Regions from separate parts of the Homo sapiens genome. Here regions 2 and 3 are each linked to region 1. Evidence: chromatin contacts called from ENCODE Hi-C data. All regions are on one chromosome and are shown on one strand. Each heading gives the region's core, a stretch centred on a gene start or an enhancer-like site at or near the end of the contact. The rest is flanking DNA. Distances are from core to core; before and after follow the strand shown. Region 1 overlaps MEF2C (myocyte enhancer factor 2C). Region 2 overlaps LOC102724637 (a long non-coding RNA gene). Region 3 holds the start of CCNH (cyclin H).

Region 1 (2,965 bases), core at 402-2,901:
TATTTATCAGATTCTTCATGGTGTTATCCATAGTTAGCATTGTGAAATGAAAAGAGGTGTTTCAACCAGTGGCCATTGCCATCATGAAATACTCACATTTCAAGGGAAGAGGGATGCTTTTGGACTCAATTGATGTCAATTTAGAAACATTTTGCATTATGCTATATTCCTAGAGCTTCAAAGTATTTACAATTTTTATAAAATTATATAATATCAGTGAAGGAAGCAAGTTTACACAATTAGTGTATGAAATTGAGTTGTATCCATCTGAATTTTTACAAATGAGTGTGGTTTTGTCTTTTATTTGAGCCTCACAACCTCATAATAGAATGTGTATGTTGTTACTATTCCCACTCTATAGAGAAAGAGACTGGGGTTTAGAAAACTATGACTTGGCCAGGCTTGTACCACCAGTGACAGGCACAGTGACGGAGTATTCATCCTCCAAATAATGTCTGACTCCATTGTGGATTAGGGCTTTCCTCAAACGTCATCTCCTCAAATAACCCCTCCCTATAAATCAGCCCAATAGATAGCCACCTCTGCCCTTCTCCACTTCATCACCCCTTGGTCCATTCCACTGCGATATTTTCTCTATAGCACTTCTGTATTTAAAATCATCATATTGGTGCACTTGTGTGTTGCCCTTTTTCCCCTTAGAACGTAAGCTTCATGAAGACTGAGACCTTCTGTTTTGTTTTCAGTGGTGTCCATGGCACGTAGCATCATGCTTGACAACTTCATGTCTCTGTGACTGATTGAATTTTGTCATTGATATCTGTGATATTAAGCATCATGATTTTGGCTCATGGTATACCCCATTACAGTGACTTAGCCAGGGTTTGATTCCCATGTACTCCAACCTGAAATCTACAATCAGAATACACCAAGTATGTTACATGTAATTGGTCTGCTCCAAAGCTGTGGCAGGTAGCGTGGACTGCATTCTGTTAGAGGACCTGAACTCCATGTGTGTGCCTTAATCTCATTTCTGACATTTAACTGTCACCCTGCCTGCCCACCACCCTGAGAGAAGTTCTGAAGTATTCGAACAGTGTGTTACACAGCCCCAGCATGTTTTACAGTGAGCCAGGGCAGTCATGGAGAGGTCTCTTGTTCTGGAGTTTTGCACAGATAAAGGGAGGATATAGTTTTGAGAGGAATGCTATAACTACAAAGTGCATCCTGAAGGCCATTTAGCTCACAATGAAGGTCTGTGTTTTAAAATAGCACTATAACAAAGTAACTACAGAGTTTTGGCAAGGGCTTCAACTATTTATAGAACTAAGTAAGGAATAGTAAATAGTGCCACAGTACCCAGTTCTCCCTTGCCATAACCCCAAACTTATAAGAAGCACTATAATTATATTTTTCTACTTAAAAAAAATCGTAGTAGCCATTATCAGTTTAACCATACGGAAGCTCAGGCTGAGATTTCTTTTTTAAATGCATAGTTTTGATTTTCAGCAGCTGCACTGGGTCTTTAATCATATATTATCTTTATGAAGCCTTTTTCTAACATATGTTAATTGGCTGTTTTCTGTGACAAATTATGAGCTCTTACTTTGATGAGGTTCAATTGCAATCATGTTGGAGTCGAGTACGTAGAGTTTCCACCCCTGCTGGCTCCTCAAACCACTACAAACATCCGCACGTCACTACAGTGCTGAGTAATGGCAGGATTTGGGCTGGCTGATTTCTCTACAGATTTTTTTTTCCACAGGATATTTTCAGCTTCTTTGTACTAAATCTGTTGCAGGGTTTGCCCTTTTTAGCAGAAGCATGCTCTAAAATTAACATCAAATCTTATTGGAGATTACTATAATACATGAGAAATATTTCATAATTCAACATCCAGTGTCTGTACTGCTTTGCTAAAATTTTAGTACATTTATTACACATTTTTAAAAGTCAGTCAGTTGTAAGGCTGGTAAGTATTTTCTATATCATCAGCATTTTGTAACAAATATTTTGAATTTTCCTCTTGAGAGGGATACAGTTATTAAGTGAATAGATGATCAGGTATATATTTAATTATCATAAAGAAAATGCACATAATGTTTTTCCTGGCATTACCAAATTTATCACTATGTTAAAAATTCCATTGTATTTTCATTTTTCTTTGCAGTTAACATCTGTTGGTTGAGTCATAAGAACAATTACATGTCCCATCAAGGCTAATGTCCTATAAGATGCATAGCATGTATTTCAATTCTCTAACAGTTTTTAATGTATGATTAGGATGAACAGATATGTTCTAATCCATCTGCTCTGAGAACTGTGACAGCCTGCATCAAGTACCAGCAGATGATCAGTGATAGCCATAATTAGCATATATATATAAATACAGTGTATTTGTTTATATTCACAAGAAAGTAGGGTAATTGATTAAAGCCTTCAGAACCTGTGTCAGACACCAGTCATAGTGGGATTAATTTAACTGTTTCTGCTTTGACATCAAAATATTCTAGGTAAACTGCTGCAGTTGTTCAAAATCTAAATCTATGGATCAAATCTTCATACAGGTATTAGACTTTAGAATCAGATGAGCCAGATGTGAATAGGAGCTACTCCTCCTCATGAGGCTGTTTTTAATCAGTCATTTCCCTGGAGTAGCACACAATCAATGAGCTCTAAATCCTGAGGCTACCTGCGCTTGTAGGAAGGCCTGGGAACATCATTACAGAACTTACAATTGGGCATATGTGAAAAAATTAGAGCAGAAATTAAGGGTAAGAAAGGTTAACTTCAGAAGTCTTACTTTGGTACTGCTTTTTTAGAGGGAGGTAAAGAGATAATTTCAAATGTTAAAAAAAAAATAGAATATTAAGCCCAACTTCTAAATGCAGAGAATTTCTATTAAAAGATCATTATAAGCAAGCCAAATAAAAGTTATTATTGATTTATGTTAGCCAGAACTGTTTAAACACGTGTATTATTTCGAGAATGTACATGTGGGTCCATT
Region 2 (3,019 bases), core at 435-2,934, 1.1 Mb before region 1:
TTAAGGCTATTAGGCTTGAATTAAAAGATCATATCCTTAATTTGATCTTTGCAATGAATCACTTTATTAATTCAGAATGTTTGCCATATCATAAATTAAAGAATTGATGTGTGTCTTAATATAGATTTTGGAAGAGACAATGAGGCTAGTGAGAGAAAAGTTGAAATCATCTACATCCCTAGTTCTCAATGCCCTGCAGGGGAGATTTTCAATGTCTGGATACAATTTTTATTTTCAAAAATGGGGTGGAGTGGGGGATGGGTGGTGCTAGTGCTACTGGCATTTAGTGTACGAACGCCAGGGATATTGATAAACATTCTACAATGAACAGGGCAGCCCCACACAGCAAAGAATCATCTGGCTGTTCCAGATAACACACACAGACTTCTTCAAGAACCACTTAAGCTCTAATACGCCAGCATTTTCCAACAATATTAAGAAAGGTTGACAGTGCTTTTCACCTTTTTCAGATTTCATTGTAATACCCACGATTGAGATGGTTGGAGATAAAGCCATTATCCAGTGATAGTTCATCATGTTGAAGGAATCCTGCTGTATGTATTTTATATATTTTGATATGGATATGTGATATGCACCCTTAATACAATTCTAGTCTATAACAGCTACCTAACAATATTTCAGAATGAGCTTTTTCTAGTATTCTGTGCCATTAAAGAGTGGCCCCTTTGTACATTAATGAAAGCTTGTCCTTTAGAATGAATAGGAAGTCTAAGAATTTGGCTAAATACCATCTTTCTGGAAGAGGAAAAAATTAATGGCAAAATATTAGAAATATAATTGATCAAATGCAATACTCATTGTAGTCAAGAGTAAGTAATGCAAAAATCTGTAATTCTCATGAAAAACAATATTAAAATTGTGTTCCCGGGAAGTTAGTAACATTTTGACATTTTTTCTCTATTCTTTAAATGGTTCAGAGCAACTATTTATTAATTAGCATTTTCTTTAAGAAAAACTAATATCGTTGTGGAGGATTAACTTCACTTTGGAGTGTACTACTCCCTTAAAAGGACCATTAAAAGGCTATAAAATTAATTGTTTTCTACTAATAAGTTATTATTTAGAATCACTTAGTTTCATCTACCAGAAAAAAATGCTTTTTGAGTTAGAGGTTTTATATTATCTCAGTCTTCTCATCCATGATCAATACTTACTCCATTTTTGTTATTATATCTGTTTCCTTCTGGTTCTCATCTTAGCTCAAAAGAAAAAGGATGATTGAACAAAATACCTTTTGAGTAGTCTCTCTGCTCCTCAAAGCACATGTCTTCATAATTATCTCAAATTTGCATATTTATTGTTAAATAAATATAAGGGGAATTTATTGCAGTATGCTGCATTCTTTGCACTCTCTGTGTCTTGTTTGCATCTTGCCTGTTTTGATCGTTTTAGATTAGAGGCACATGAATTATCATTTATTTTAAGTGCTATATTATAGTCATTTTTGCAGAGAAAGAAAGCAGTCAAAAAACAGATTGTCCAACTTCTTATAAATGAGAATGTCACAAATAAAATGCCAGTTTGTTCACCTTGTCCTTTGCACTAACGTCAAGCCATTCTCTTCGATGCCTTTTTTGTAATTATGAGTAATAGCCCAAATATTTTACAGCAGAGAGATGAGTCACAAAGCGGAAGAACTATAAATACTTTTGTTCTCGAGAAACAATGAAGCTGTATATTCTTTCACATTCACCCACCACATATGTGTTTTATTTAAGGTTAAGCTTTTTTAAAAACAACTTTCTCCTGCTTTAAGAGTTCCAATCTCCAGTACAAGTTTTGTTTTCCAGTAAACTGTTTCATTGTATTTGATGCTTCATAAATGTATCTAAATCTAGCTCATCATGCACTGCTAGCTACACCTAATCATACACACATGTCTGAATTACTCCACTCCTATTTAAAGGAAAAGAACAAAAAGTAAGAATGGCAGATGTGTTCATAATTAATATCCTACTGGGTTAATCAGTAGATCCTCAGGAATGCTATGAGGGTTTTGATGTATTCAGAAAATCACTGCCTTTATCTATAGACCTCTTTAAAGACAAACATACAACAGTTAGTTTTTAGAAGATGTGATCCTTGCAAATAAGATAGTAAATAATATTGTCACAGACTTGCCTCTTTGAATAACCTAATTCCATGCTTGATTTTATATGTTTAAGTGAGGAATTTATGGTTCATATTTACAGCCAGTGATATGTGCAAGGATTGCTGTTTACTAACATCACACTCAAAATTTCTTGTAGACATTTCAAGCAATTTGAAGTATAGTTCTTCTAGAAGTAACTAAATATAAACAAGATGGGCACTTTTTTTAAGGAGATTGATATTTCAGAATTGTTGATCACTCCTATACTTGTGAATGAGAGAATATAAGAGACATGGTAATTCACTGAAGGAGAAGAAGAAGAAGGAGAGCATTGCATTATTGGAAAAACTCCATCTTTATAGCGAGACAATACTGAGTTGAAAGCTCAGTCTCCCACTGTGCAACTCTAGGAATTGCTTAAGAGCTCTGGTCTTTGGTTACCTCATCTACTAATGCAGAATAATAACACTTCTGTCTTAAGGTTTAGAGTGTTAAAATAAAGCAGTACTTGGGACATTGAAAAATGCTGAATTTAAAAGTCCTGTTTCATGGGGAATATGAAACTTTCATTCTAAAAAGACTGTACTGTATGAAAGATAAATTTTAGTTATATTGTGGTCCACATTTCAGTTTTGGAGTTAATGTATTCAGGTATGTGCCTGTCACAAAAGGGTCGTGCATTAAATGTTGAGTGAAAACATTGTGGCTTAGACAGAAATCTTGGAATTTAACTAGAAATTTATTTTTTTAAAAAATGAAAGAATAGGAAGAGGTTCATCAGCTCTGTCTTGACTATCTCTAGATCTATGATTGATGCAATATTACCTTTAAGTAAAAAAAAAAAAAGCTACATAATTATTTTAGTTTTATTGTATCTTCTTAAGTATGTTTCAAGTACTTTCATTT
Region 3 (3,054 bases), core at 266-2,765, 1.4 Mb after region 1:
TCATATCTCTGTGGAAATCACAGTCTGCCAACTCTTTTAAATGCCTATTTTTATTATCCTTTACATAAAACTAAGGAGTTGTCAAATATCTTTCAGAAAAACAAAATGAAAAGAATTTATATGATATATATAACAGTCATGAGGCTAAGACTTTATATAGACATTTAATTATCTAGATCACTTATTTTCCTATCTTTTGTACCATTATGTTTTTCTCTTTTAAATTATTCTTTCCCCAACATGCAACATTTTAGGTTGTTCACAATTCATTGTAATCAATTTGCCATGCCCTTTGATCTTCTCTTTTTCTCTCTTTTCTTAGCCAATTTATGAGACCAGGTTAGCCACATATGTTGAGTGTGTGGCTCTCCAAAATTATATACCACAAATGGCATAAGTTTGAGGAATTCAGATAACTGTGGCAAACTCTAACCTCAGCTGTACCCAACAAAAATGAAAAAGAAAAGGCTTTCCCTTTCTTAAGCCCCTAAAAACATTTTAATAGAAAGCAGAGTTAAAGTCATCCTGCCACTTCTTCTTTTTACCTGTGTGGGCTTTTCAAGACCTAAATTCTCTAGGTCTCATCATCTTTCTCTTTCTTTTTATTTATTTATTTATTTTTTAGAAAAGCTATTTGCCATAGGGAAATCCATTTTTCGGATTGGATATATAATAAATACATGAGAGAATAAGGTATGCCTAAATGGGACAAACCAGAATCCATGTAAATTTTGAACCTCACCTGCAATTTTGAAAGTCCTATTAATTTAAAAAATAGTAAATACCTTAATTTTCATGATAGCTTACTGTAAGGCTCCCTAGAGGCAATGAAAATGGGAATCTCAATAAAACGAATACTACCATACATCCTGGCTTCAGAGATGAAAACAGAGGGAGAGGATTGGCTAGTTATCAACAGAAGGGTAAGGAAAAAAAGCACAGAGAAAGAACAGACAAGGCAACAAAAGTGGCAGAACTGTAAGGGCCAATACGCATCCACTGCTTCAAGTTTTTCAGCCATGTTCCATTCTCCGAGATTTCTGGTAGTGCTTCAAGAATACTGGTCTCCAAACTCTTCCTGAAAAGGGCTAGGAATGCTTCTGCCTGAAGATCTTACCTATTCTTTCTGGGCCCCGTGATCTCCCTACATGATTGATCAACCTACTATTTCAACTCTTTCAAGCCTTTTCACAAATGTCAACTTCAGTGAGGCCTCTATTTAAAAATGAGCACCCTACGAAATCCTTTCCTCATTTCTGATTATCCCCTGTGAATTTACATCTGCCTACTCCGTACCCTCAGTTTATGCCCCTTGAACACTCTTGCCGGGCGCTTCTCCTTTAAATCTTGCCTGGAAGGGGCGGAGCTATGTCCCAGACTCACCGAGAGGAGCGTTCTCTAGGCTCCGCCCACTTACGTCTCAGTGGGCGCCCTAACGAACCCGGGATACGGTCTGTTCCTAGTCCGCTCCGGAAATGCAACTGCGTACGGGCTGGCCGCGTAATCGTGACGACAGCGCGCCAGCGCCGGCTAGCCGGACGCCCTAGGCTTCCGCGAGATCTTCGGTGGGGGTACGGGTGTTTTACGCCAGGACGCTGATGCGTTTGGGTTCTCGTCTGCAGACCCTCTGGACCTGGTCACGATTCCATAATGTACCACAACAGTAGTCAGAAGCGGCACTGGACCTTCTCCAGCGAGGAGCAGCTGGCAAGACTGCGGGCTGACGCCAACCGCAAATTCAGATGCAAAGCCGTGGCCAACGGGAAGGTGAGGTTTTCCCAACGGTTGCCCAGTTGCCCGGTCACTAAATTCTGAGCAGCTGCGGGAGCTCTTCTGGCTCCCAGGACAATCTCGCTCCGTCGTTTCTCTGCCTCTGCGGCGCGGAGTGCGTTTTTCTATCAAAATAAGCGAGCACCTTGCCAGGTTCCGTGGGTACAAAGACGAACAACGCCATCCCCGTCGTCGAATGGCAGACAAGTAACCAGTCTTTGTAACGTAGTGAAGAAGAGAGTAAGTAGTGTGCTAAGGTAGTGCGTGGCAAGAGCCGTTCACTTGTCAAGAGATGATGTTGGGGAAGGTTTTTCCCAGTAGCCAATGCGGAGAAAATGGGAAAGGAAGTTCCAGGCAGTCAGAACCACCGTTCAGAGTGGGAGGGAGGTCAGAAGTTACAGAGATGGTGCGTGGACGTGTTTGTGGTCGTATGTGGCCGAAGTTGAGTACCTGTGCAGGAATGGCTGGGGAGGGTAGGAAGGGAACTTGTAAGTGGAAGTGAGGCGTTTAACATTTCCACTGAAAGGATGAGGAACCTTTGAAATATTTAAAATGGGAAGCTAACCTTATCAGATTTCCGTTCTGGAAACAGCGCTCTAGCAACCTCGTGGTGAATGGGTTGGATGAGGGAGGGAGACCAGAGACCAAGTACAAACCAAGTGACTGAAGATGGTTTGGACTATGGCCCGCTAGCCAAGTTCCTTCTGTTACAGCTCTCGGACTGGTTTAATCTTTCCTGCAAGCTCCACTCCAGCAAGTGTTCAGTGCCTCCAAATTACCGATACTGAGTTACTTTACTTTCTACCTTTAATTCACATCTATTTCATATCACTGATTTTAGCACCTGAATTAGTTTCCTAAGGGCTGCCTTAAAAAAATCACCACAAACTGGGTAGCTTAAAATAACAGAAATTTATTGAAACATTTGCTGTTTTTTTACAACTTGTGACGTAATGACTGACCGAGAAACGGATGTTGGAAGCTTTCCAATCATATTTTAAAAAGTCTGTCTACTTTTTAATTTATAAATAATGATATCACAACTGTGAGCATGTGCACACAGCCTGTCATGATTGTTTATACTTTAATGAAGCAAAGGTCTAGCTGACATTCCGAAAAGTCGTGAAATGATGGTACAGTTTTAGTTTATTAAATATTTTCCTACAGCTATTTTGTGTAATGATTAGCGAATCTATAAAGAAAATGAGGCGTGATATATACCCTTCGTTGGATATATAAACTAAATTTAATCTAGATAGAGAAAAATGTTTTACAATTGTTTAA

The links. A loop is a pair of places that touch in the nucleus more often than their neighbours do. Pooled maps may share reads with other maps.
Region 2: a loop to region 1 is called in a map with no recorded cell type, with 2.7 times the contacts of the local background. The contact joins two enhancer-like sites. A Hi-C loop is called at or near these places in 1 of 168 maps with a recorded cell type or tissue (endothelial cell of umbilical vein), 4 of 37 single-sample maps with no recorded cell type and 5 of 50 pooled maps.
Region 3: a pooled map shows a loop between it and region 1 (3-fold over the local background). The contact joins the promoter of CCNH here to the enhancer-like site in region 1. A Hi-C loop is called at or near these places in 8 of 50 pooled maps.

Annotation. Positions count from the first base shown.
Region 1 is chr5:88,832,202-88,835,166 of GRCh38, reverse strand. All of the region lies in intron 1 of MEF2C (myocyte enhancer factor 2C), which reads left to right. Among named protein-coding and RNA genes, the nearest start is that of MEF2C, 50 kb to the left of the region's middle. RefSeq lists an enhancer at 469-598. Within about 2 kb of position 1,651, at least 18 of the 41 ENCODE cell types and tissues checked have a DNase peak (open chromatin) inside an H3K27ac peak, as active enhancers do; they include endothelial cell of umbilical vein, where a contact is called at or near this core.
Region 2 is chr5:89,929,541-89,932,559 of GRCh38, reverse strand. The region is part of intron 2 of LOC102724637 (a long non-coding RNA gene); the gene reads right to left. Among named protein-coding and RNA genes, the nearest start is that of MIR3660, 86 kb to the left of the region's middle. Within about 2 kb of position 1,684, at least 7 of the 41 ENCODE cell types and tissues checked have a DNase peak (open chromatin) inside an H3K27ac peak, as active enhancers do; they include endothelial cell of umbilical vein, where a contact is called at or near this core.
Region 3 is chr5:87,411,391-87,414,444 of GRCh38, reverse strand. CCNH (cyclin H) reads left to right here and starts at 1,515. Exons shown (of 9, transcript NM_001239.4): 1 at 1,515-1,767. The coding sequence starts at 1,651. LOC105379066 (a long non-coding RNA gene) reads right to left here and starts at 1,463. Exons shown (of 3, transcript XR_948543.1): 1 at 1,384-1,463. RefSeq lists enhancers at 1,559-1,728, 1,759-1,888.